Linked DNA regions of Homo sapiens: all the other regions are linked to region 3. Evidence: chromatin contacts called from ENCODE Hi-C or POLR2A ChIA-PET data. All regions are on one chromosome and are shown on one strand. The core of a region is the stretch at or near the end of the contact, and the rest is flanking DNA. Distances in the headings are between cores, read along the strand shown. Region 1 holds the start of CDIPT (CDP-diacylglycerol--inositol 3-phosphatidyltransferase). Region 2 holds the start of C16orf54 (chromosome 16 open reading frame 54). Region 3 holds the start of CORO1A-AS1 (CORO1A antisense RNA 1).

Region 1 (3,319 bases), core at 682-3,181, 320 kb before region 3:
AGTGGATGCAGGACAGGTGCCCATATTTGGTTTATCACTCTGACGCAGGGTGTAAACGAAGACTGGAAGTGTCCGCCTGCCTGGGGAGGAACGCAGGCTAGAAAACAGGCTGTGTGTGAGGTCAGTGGGCAAAGGTCACCATGGCATGAACTGAGAAAGGCATGAGAGTGGAGGGAACAGGGTAGGAGGAGAGGAAAGCTATGTCTGCAACTCATCAACCCCAGAACCAAGACTCCAGGGCTAGATAGAGACTTGATGCCTCAGGGGAAGCCTTACAGTTGGGTCTGGAGAACAGATTAAAAAATTAGTCAACCCTCCAGAAGCCATCACCCTTCCCTCTCCATCCTCCCTCTAAGCATGCCTTCTGGAACCCCAACTGCTTATGCAGGGCACACAGTAGGCCTCCAGTAAACACCTGTTGAATACACTGTTTTTTGTTTTTTGTTTTTTTTTTTCCGAGACAGAGTCTTGCTCTGTCGCCCAGGCTGGAGTGCAATGGCGCAATCTTGGCTCACTGCAACCTCCGCCTCCCGGGTTCAAGCAATTCTCCTGCCTTAGCCTCCCGAGTAGCTGGGATTACAGGCACGCGTCACCAAGCCCGCTAATTTTTGTATTTTTAGTAGAGACAGGGTTTCACCATGTTGGCCAGGCTGGTCTCGAACTCCTGAACTCGTGATCCACCCACCTCGGCCTCCCAAAGTGCTGGGATTACAGGCGTGAGCCACCGCCCCTGGCCTGAATGGACTTGTATTCAGAGAGACCTCCAGCAGCGCCACCGCCATGTCATGTCTTGCTAATCCACACCTCTCACAAGCAGTGAGTTCTCAAGAGCTAGCTTAAATTCCTTTTGCTACAAAATCAGTCCATTCTTGCTGGGCGCGGCACTTTGGGAGCAAGGCAGGAGGATCGCTTGAGGCTAGGAGCTGGGGACCAATCTGGGCGACACTGCAAGACCCAGTCTCTACAAAAATTTAAAAATTAGCCGGGTGTGGTGGCACGCTCCTGTAGTCCCAGCTAGTCAGGAGGCTGAGGTGGGAGGATTACTTGAGCCCAGAAGATGGGGGCTGCAGTGAGCCATGATCGCGCCACTGCACTCCAGCCTAAGTGACAGAGCGAGACCCTGTCTCAAAAACAAAAAAACAAAACACAAAACAAAAAGCCCCAGGCCATCCTGTTCTGCTTTTTCCAGAGATGGGAATGACAGCCCTCTGACTCTGAGGTCCCGAGGAGGCAGGGGAAGGGAGGAGGGGATTGTTGAACCCCAAGGCTGGCTGAGAGGGGTGTCTGTCACCTTGATTAAGAGCGCGAGCAGCGTGTCCATCGAAAGCGTCCAGCAGGCCGCTGAGCAGGTAGAAGGAGGAGGCCGTGAGGGGGCAGCAGGGCATGAAGTAGAAAGAAATGATGGCGAAGACAATCCGGGCATAACCTTGGAACGGGACGCGGGGAGACAGGGCAGGATCAGGGAGCCCGCCAAGGCCCCTCGCCCTCTCGTTCGGCCCGGGGCCGTGGGCAGCACTCACCGATGAGGTTGGGCACGAACAGGAAGATATTTTCGTCTGGCATCGCGGCGCCTCCCTTGCTGCCCCGGGCCTGCTCTGGAGATGCCAGTGCTGTCCCAGCCCCGCAGCGCGGCCTCAGCCTCCGGCCCGGCGCATCGGCCGCACCACCTGCGCCCTGGACCCCGCCGCCCCAACCTGGCCCCAGATGCTGAAGCCCGCAGCCGTCGGGAGCATGGACCGGCCCCGAGGTGCGCGGGACGCAGGGGGCGCGCGCAGTCCGCCCTTCCTACCCGCAACCTCCCTCGCCTCTGCCAGCCCCGCAGGCGCTCCGGGCCTCCAGCTGCGGTCGCCGCTGCTCCAGCTGCGCGTGGCTTCCGGGAACCTCCTCCTCCGCGCCCGTCGTTGCAAAATTGGAGAGAGGAAAAAGTGGCTTAAAAAAATAGTTGCGGCCCCTTTAAGGCCTGTCGGCTTCCTTTCCCTTTTCCTCCCTCCGCCCCTCTCCCTTGGCTCGTACCAAAGCGCAGAGGAGGAGAGGGAGGAAGGAACCATTAACGTCAAGCAAAGTTAGAAACGGAAAAGGAAAGGGTAAAAGAGAAGACCGAATAAAAATCTCTGCTTTCCTTTTGTGGAGGGTATGACTTCCTGGAGGCAAAGATAAGGCGATAAAATTCCTCCTCCTGAGTCTTTGCGTCCCCAAGAGGCCAGGAGATTTGGTGCAGTCCTCACTTTACTCCCCGCCCCCTAAGTCTCCAGCCGCCTTTGCTCTCGCAGGCTCTAGGCGGCTAGAGAGGCTCCAGAGCGCCCTGCAGATGGGTTGCTTTTCGCGTGCCCCTTGTGATGGGAGGATTAGGTCGCAGGCTCCACCCTACGTCATCCTCCCAAGCTTCTCAAGCGTCTGGCGCTTGGGGTCACTGCCCTCAAGGAGGCACCTGGAGGGGTACGGAGGGGAGGCTGGAGGAGCAAACGGGGCGCGCTAGGAAATTCCTCTGTCTTTAGTTCTAGAACCCCTGATCTCCTAGCAACGAGGCTGCGGAACCTCTGCAGACTCCAAGGGTTTTATAGCGTCCGGTAGCGACACGGAGCCGGCTCCCCCTTTTCCAGCCTTCCTCCCCATCTCCCATTCTCCATCCCCCACGACCTATACCAGAGGTCCTTAGGCCTCCACGTCTCTCCTTTTGCCGAGTAGCCCAAGGTTTCCACCCATCTGCCAGGTCTGGGGCGTCAAGTCGGCTGCCTCGGCTTGGGAAGGTGCTTGGGAGGGAAGAAGGAAGGAGAGGCCCACCAGGCGAAGGGGTGAGGGGTAGGGGGTTGCGGGAGTTCCCTCTCACTCCCGAAGATATAAAGCAACCTTTATTATTATTATTATTTTTTCTTGTGAGAGGGAATGAGGCAGCGGGATGTTTCCTCTAAAGGCCTTGTTTAAACCTGGGCCCGGGGAATGGTGGTGGACTGGGTTCTGGGGGAAAGCGGGCTGGTTTCTCAGGTCAACTCAGGCTTCGACTGTTCCCAGGGGGATGGCGTCCACTCCGATGGGGAATGAGGGGGAGAAGAAGAGCAGCTGGCCATCTCAAGCTGCACCCTCCTTGAGAGGAGGTCCGGTGAGCACTGCAGGGAACCCTAGAGGTGGGAATGTAATGAAGTGAAAGCCTCCCAGGCAGAGGCACCCCGTGCCAGGTCTGAGCCACGGGCCCTGAGACTCTAGCCTCAACCCTGAGTCCTGAAGCCCCGACTCATAGCTCTCAGCACTAGGCCCTGACTCTAAACCCCCACCAAACCCCCCTCCCCCAGGTCCAGAGCTTTCTAGCTAAATCTCAAGGCCC
Region 2 (2,987 bases), core at 327-2,826, 440 kb before region 3:
CGCTGGCCTCTGGCCTCTGCTCGGGTTCAGCCCAGCTCACCAGGCCTGTGGCGGGGGGCCTCCCCTCCCAGGGCTGGGGCCCCCAGAAGGTGCTCCGGGCTGGGACCTCCAGTACGGTCTGGGGGCCCAAGTTGCTGGGAGCAGAATTTGGGGCTGAGGGGGCAGGTGGGGCTGTTGCTCGGGCCTCCAAAGTGCCCACCTGGGTGGGAGGCTCAGGGGCCCGATCTGTCAGCAGGGGGACCGCAGAGCCATACCAGTCCTCAGAGCGCTCTCGGGCGGTGCCCATGGGCTCAATCCACAGCTCTCCTCCTGGGCGCCACACCAGGGTGGGTGCACGGTGGCTGGGGTCTGGGCGGAGAGCACGGCGGAACAGGCGTTCAGCCAACACAGCGGTGGTGAGGATGAAGAGCGCAGCCAGGGTGGCCAGGACCAGCATGATGGGGATGCAGGGCCCACAGGGCAGTGAGGGCCATGGGGCTGCTTCCCATGCGGGGGGCCCCTCCACGCGCCCAGAGGGCGGCTCTGGAGTCAACGGCATCTGAGAGACACAGGGGTGAGAAGAGGAAGTAAATGAGGCAGAGGGGGCACAACCAAGATGAGAGAGAGGCAGCAGGTGTCCAGGAAAGCCTGGGAGAAGGGCTGGGCATGGGGGCTCATGCCTGGAATCCCAGCACTTTGAGAGGTCGAGGCGGGAGGATCACTTGAGCCCAGGAGTTCAAGACCAGCCTGGACACACAGTGAAACCTCATCTCTAAAAATAATTTAAAAACTAGCTGGGTGTGGTGGCTCACACCTGTAGTCCCAGCTACACAGGAAGCTGAGGTGGGAGGATTACTTGAGCCCAGGAGTTTGAAGCTGCAGTGACCCCAGATTGCACCACTGTCCTCCAGCCTGGGCAATAGAGCAAGACCCTTTCTCAAAAATGAAAAAGAACATTCTGGAGAGACAGAGAAGCAAGAGGGACCAGAAAGGGTAAGCGTGAGCCAGGTGGGGTGGGAGGACAGGCAGCCTACCTCGGGGCACAGCCAGGCCCTCCTGCCTGGCTCTCCAGGCCTTTCCAGAATCCCCATTTCCCTCCCAGACCCCAGGGTGCCTCAGACAAGAAAGGTCTCAAGGGCTTCTTTCCTCCCCACTCGGCCCCCTCAAGTCTTGCTCAGACCTAGAGAGGAAGTGGTGGGTGAAGAAATGAGAACCTCCCCTCCCACTGGCTCCCCTGCGTGTGTCTCCCCCACCGCCTGCCGCCAGCACCTCCGCTGGCCCCTTGAGGCTCCTTCGCCCCTCACCATTCTCCTCGGACTTGATCTTGCTCTCATAGGCTCCACGGAATCTGCTGCCGGGCCGGGCCGGGCCAGGCCTCCGGAGGCGCCTCTGCACCCCTCCTGGGCTCCCCAGCTTTGCCCAGGCTCTGGCCTGTCTCTATCTCTCGTTTGTCTCTGCACACCTCTCTGTCCCCCACATCCTCCATCTGCAGGGGGCCTCCTGCACCCCTCAACTCACCTTGGGTCAGTCCCTGGGCTCCTCTCCCTCCTAGAGCCACTCTTCCTGGTGCTGGACTAAGAGGTGCAGGCTTGGAGGGTGCAGGGCGGTCCGCCTCTCAGACGTAGAGGCCCGGCCTCGGATGAAGGCGGAAGGGAGGGCACCGCCTGTTGCTGGGCAACTGTGCCCCAACTCGTCTGCCCCTGGGGAGTGTTTGTTTCCAAAGCAACCCAAGGGGATGTGGTCACTGCGGTGAGGAGGCTTTTCCTGGGGTAAGGTGGGGCTGGAATGGGCAATGGTTCTGTTGAACTTAGTGTCACCCCATAGCCAGGCCCTGAGCCCCAGAACATTCACCGAAAAGCTGAGAAAGAGGACGCCGGGGCCAGGCACAGTGGCTCACCCCTGTAATCCCAGCATTTTGGGAGGTCAAGGTGGGCAAGTCACCTGAGGTCAGGAGTTCGAGACCAGCCTGCCAACATGGCGAAACCCCATCTCTACTGAAAAATACAAAAATTAGCTGGGCATGGTGACGGGCACTTGTAATCTCAGCTGCTCAGGCGGCTGAGGCAGGGAGAATCGCTTGAACCCGGGACTCGGAGGTTGCAGTGAGCTGAGATCGTGCCACCACACTCCAGCCTGGGCAACAGAGTGAGACTCCGTCTTAAAAAAAAAGAAAAGAAAAGAAAAGAAAAAGAAATAGGACACTGGGACTTTAGCCCGTACATTCCCAGAGAACCATGGTGCCTCCCCCGTTCCTCCTGGGAGGATGCCCCACCCCATCCTGCCTTGTCTTATCCACGGTGCCTCCCCAGATCTGCTCCTGCCATGCAGCCCCCACAGGCACCCCCTGCTTGGCCAGCTTGCTTCACACCTTTTTTTTTTTTTTCTGGTAGAGATGGGCTCTTGCTATGTTGCCCAGGCTGGTCTCAAGCTCCTGGCCTCAAGAGATCCTCCTGCCTCAGCCTCCCAAAGTGCTGGGATTACAGGTGTGAGCTACCACACTGGCCCCTGCCTCATACTTTTAATTAACATAAGTCTCTCTCTCTTCAGACCATTTAGCCCCCATTTTGGTTGGAAAATATCAGTGAGGTGAGGCTTGGGTAACAAAAATGTCAAGCCTCTGAGAGGAGTCCAGGGTATAAAAACAGGCGTGGGCCTGTTTCCAAAACCCTGACCATCCTCATGTCTGTCCCTCTTTCCTGCTGCTGAGGGTGGGAGGAGCCTGGAGCAGAGTGTGACAAGATGTCATCAGGCTCTGGAGTCCAGGTGACTTTCTGAGATTCTCTAGTTTGACTCATCCACAGATGACAAAAGTAAGGCTTAAAGAAAAGAGATTTCATGACCAAAGTCGCATGACCAATGTATGTGTGGGTGAGCATGTAGTGGCCAGGGTGGTGGAAGAATAGATAGAAATCCCTGGGCTGGGCGAGGTGGCTCATGCCTGTAATCCCAGCACTTTGGGAGACCGAGGCGGGTGGATCACCTGAGGTCAGGAGTTTGGGAGCAGCCTG
Region 3 (3,007 bases), core at 1-2,500:
GGCCTGGAAGAGCTCCGCCCCAAGGGGCGCGGCCACCCCGGAGGCGGGCGCACGGCTGCTTCTCATTCATTGTCTTGACAAGAGCATCTTCAGCGGGCGAGTCCCCGGCTCCTCCAGCTCCTTCCTCCTCTTCCTCCTCCTCCTCCACCTCCGGCTTTTGGGGGATCACTGTCCTCTCTCGGCAGCAGGTGAGGCTGGGCCTGGGAGGCGCGGGTGGGCCGGGGCGAGGGCCACCTGTGGGGCGGCGCGCGCGTGGGAGCCGCGGGCTGCGGGGGCGCGCGGCTGTCACCGCGACCCAGCCAGCGCCGGGGCCAGGTAGCGGGCGCAGCAGCCCGTGGGGGGACGCTGCTTGGAGTGGGGGCCGCCGGGGCCCCAGAGCGCTCTGCGGAGGCGAGGGCTAGGGACCACCGCGGCCAAGATGGAGGTGGGTGGCCGGGGGTCAGCACAGTGTCGAGGGCCCGACTCCCCACGGAATTGAGTCTCGGGGAGGGTGGGGACGAGGGCAGGGTGGGGTGAGCGGGGCAGCTGCCCTGGGCTTGGAGACAGGAAGGGGTTGAGAGCAAAACAAGAAAAGACCAAGTTCCCCTTTCCGTGGTTTCCGGGCCTGGTACCTGTGGTGGGGGAGGAGGCAGGGTGGGGCGATGGCTTCCTGTCCCCCACCTCTGGTCCGGGGCTCCCCTCTCTCCAGATACAGGCTGCTCCTCAAGACTGGGGCTCTTCACATACGCTCCTCACCGCTCTTTGGGCAGGCCGACCTAGCAGCCTCTTCGGGAGTCCTGGGGTGGCCGGGGGTGCTGGAGCCCCCAGTGAGTAGGCGAGGCTGAGGCTAGGGGCAGAGGCTCTGGGCATGGCACCCTCCAAGCGGCAGCACAGGCCCCTTCCCTGAGCAGGAAGGTGATGCGGTGGCACAAGGTCGCCCCTGGAGTTCCTTGCTCCCCACCCAGACACTGGGGGAAACCATCCTACCTGGACCTCAGAGCAGTCGGAGTGGCCTCTCCCTTCCTGTGTGCAGTTTACATGGGGGTGGAGATGGCTCTTAAGGGCACCTGCTTTTCTGAGCGGAGGCGAGAGGCAGAGGTATGGGGAGGAGGAGATACCTGGACCTGAGCCAGAGACCTGCTGGGGAAGCTATCCTGCCGCCTCACTCCCCTCAGGCAGCCCCCACGCCACTTCCTCCTGTGTCCAGCCCCATGCCAGCAGGCGAGGGAGGCCAGCTCCTGTCCCTGCCTTTAGGAAGCGCTGTGTGGGTGTGAGGGAGGTGGGCTCTGGACACGGTAACTAAGAGAGAACCCACCCTCGGAGCCATCTGGGCTGATGACGCCTGAGTCTGAACCATTAGGAAGGACGGGCTCTGCATCCATCAGCCAGTCAGTCAACAAACATGCAGTGGGGCAACACCACGCCAGGCTCTGTTGCAGAGGCTGAGGGTACAGATTGAGAGGGTGGCTCAGAGTGGCCTGGGGCCAGGGAGAAGGGGGCTTGCAGGTTAGAGGGAAGGAGAGGCTGGGGAAGGCAAGCAGGCATCAGCCACAGAGGGAAGAATAGGGAGCCCCTGGAGATGATGCTGGGACCTTAAAAGCCAGACTGAGGGGTGTCCTGGGGGAGGTGGGGACCACTGGAAGATCAGAGTTGACCTGAAGGGAGAAATGCTCTTATGCTGTGTGCCCCCAGAATGAGCCGGCAGGTGGTCCGCTCCAGCAAGTTCCGCCACGTGTTTGGACAGCCGGCCAAGGCCGACCAGTGCTATGAAGATGTGCGCGTCTCACAGACCACCTGGGACAGTGGCTTCTGTGCTGTCAACCCTAAGTTTGTGGCCCTGATCTGTGAGGCCAGCGGGGGAGGGGCCTTCCTGGTGCTGCCCCTGGGCAAGGTGAGCCCCTGGGGCCCTGGGGGGAGCAGCTCCTCCACCGGACCCATGGCTCTGTGCAGGTCCTGATTAGGTGACGGTCACCAGGCCTTCCAGGGCCTGTGTTGCCATCTGGAAAACTGAGCTGGGCCCCATGAGCCTTACACTTCCTCCAGCTCCTCTGTGCTGTGGCTGTGTGGAAACTGACGCTCAGAAGGAGCCAACACAAGATGGGTCACACCAGTGACCAGGACTACAGACAGTCCTGCAGACCCATGATCAGCCCTCCTGAGCCTCAGCCTGGGGCTTTCTCCCCATGGAAACACAGAGGGGGTTGGGATGGGGTCTGGGGGCCCTGGCAGCGTTCTCAGGGTTGGGAGGGACTCTGGCTCTGGGCCTGTCTGAGGACCTAGCAACTCTGTCCCCCAGCTCGCAGGCAGGGATGATGCAAGAGGTGCTCTCCCCCACCCGCAGCCCTGCCCTCCCCTGGAGCCTGCTGCCCCCTCCGCTGGCTGGCTGCTGCCCCGCACCCCCAGCACACTCCTGTGCTCTTTGGGGGGTAAGACAGGAAGGGGAGATGGGCCCCAAGTTGTTACCTTAAAAGGGCTGATGGAAGCAAAGAGAAGAGGAAGTGGTTGTCGGGGTGAGAGCTGGGCCCGCGCCCCACATGGCTGTCACACAGGAAGCCCTGCTGAAGCAGCTGTCCCCGGAAGAAGCCATTTCCAAACCTCTGCTCCTGCCTGGGGCCAGTTGGGACAGGCTCCCTGGCCCCTCTCCTTTTGGGAGGACCCACCCCTGCAGCCCCACCACTCACACTCGCTCTCTGGGGAGCTGCCTCCACCCCCCCAGCCCCCATACACCTGTCCTGGCTCCAGGGCCAGTTGTGCCCATGGAAGCCTCACTCGGGGAAGCTGGGGTGGGGGTGCCAACCCTAAGGGCAGAGACAGACTGAGACAGAGACCGGCGGGAACTCTGCCAGGGTCTTGCACGGCCCCCAACCTCTGCCATGCGTGGCCAGCCCTCCTGGGGTTTGCCCAGGCCATTTTGGGACTGGAACAAGAGAAGAACAACCCGCCCCCGTCCCCACCCCAGGCCCTGGTCCAGCTCCCAGGGACACCACAGCTTTCCTCTCTGGGCCTCTCTGAAGGAGGTGTGGGGAGG

The links. A loop is a pair of places that touch in the nucleus more often than their neighbours do. ChIA-PET counts read pairs that join two places held with the same protein, here RNA polymerase II (POLR2A). Pooled maps may share reads with other maps.
Region 1: a pooled map shows a loop between it and region 3 (8-fold over the local background). The contact joins the promoter of CDIPT here to the promoter of CORO1A-AS1 in region 3. A Hi-C loop is called at or near these places in 3 of 50 pooled maps. POLR2A ChIA-PET finds 5 or more read pairs at or near these places in 2 of 52 experiments (H1 and activated T-cell).
Region 2: a pooled map shows a loop between it and region 3 (6-fold over the local background). The contact joins the promoter of C16orf54 here to the promoter of CORO1A-AS1 in region 3. A Hi-C loop is called at or near these places in 1 of 50 pooled maps. POLR2A ChIA-PET finds 5 or more read pairs at or near these places in 4 of 52 experiments (GM10248, GM12878, activated CD4-positive, alpha-beta T cell and 1 more).

What each region holds. Positions count from the first base shown.
Region 1 is chr16:29,861,295-29,864,613 of GRCh38, forward strand. CDIPT (CDP-diacylglycerol--inositol 3-phosphatidyltransferase) reads right to left here and starts at 1,932. Exons shown (of 6, transcript NM_006319.5): 1 at 1,521-1,932; 2 at 1,292-1,426. The coding sequence starts at 1,563. It also overlaps the pseudogene CDIPTOSP. RefSeq lists silencers at 1,625-1,934, 1,945-2,004 and an enhancer at 2,053-2,590.
Region 2 is chr16:29,744,414-29,747,400 of GRCh38, forward strand. It overlaps C16orf54 (chromosome 16 open reading frame 54), which reads right to left and starts at 1,577. Exons shown (of 2, transcript NM_175900.4): 1 at 1,498-1,577; 2 at 1-538. The coding sequence starts at 538. It overlaps LOC124903673 (a long non-coding RNA gene), which reads left to right and starts at 834. Exons shown (of 2, transcript XR_007065046.1): 1 at 834-972. RefSeq lists enhancers at 1,867-1,916, 2,444-2,513.
Region 3 is chr16:30,183,538-30,186,544 of GRCh38, forward strand. It overlaps CORO1A-AS1 (CORO1A antisense RNA 1), which reads right to left and starts at 1,251. Exons shown (of 2, transcript NR_186359.1): 1 at 967-1,251; 2 at 1-234. It overlaps CORO1A (coronin 1A), which reads left to right and starts at 65. Exons shown (of 11, transcript NM_007074.4): 1 at 65-188; 2 at 1,672-1,870. The coding sequence starts at 1,673. RefSeq lists silencers at 1-357, 388-497, 1,868-1,967 and enhancers at 346-886, 887-1,428, 1,429-1,968, 1,969-2,510, 2,398-2,547 and 1 more.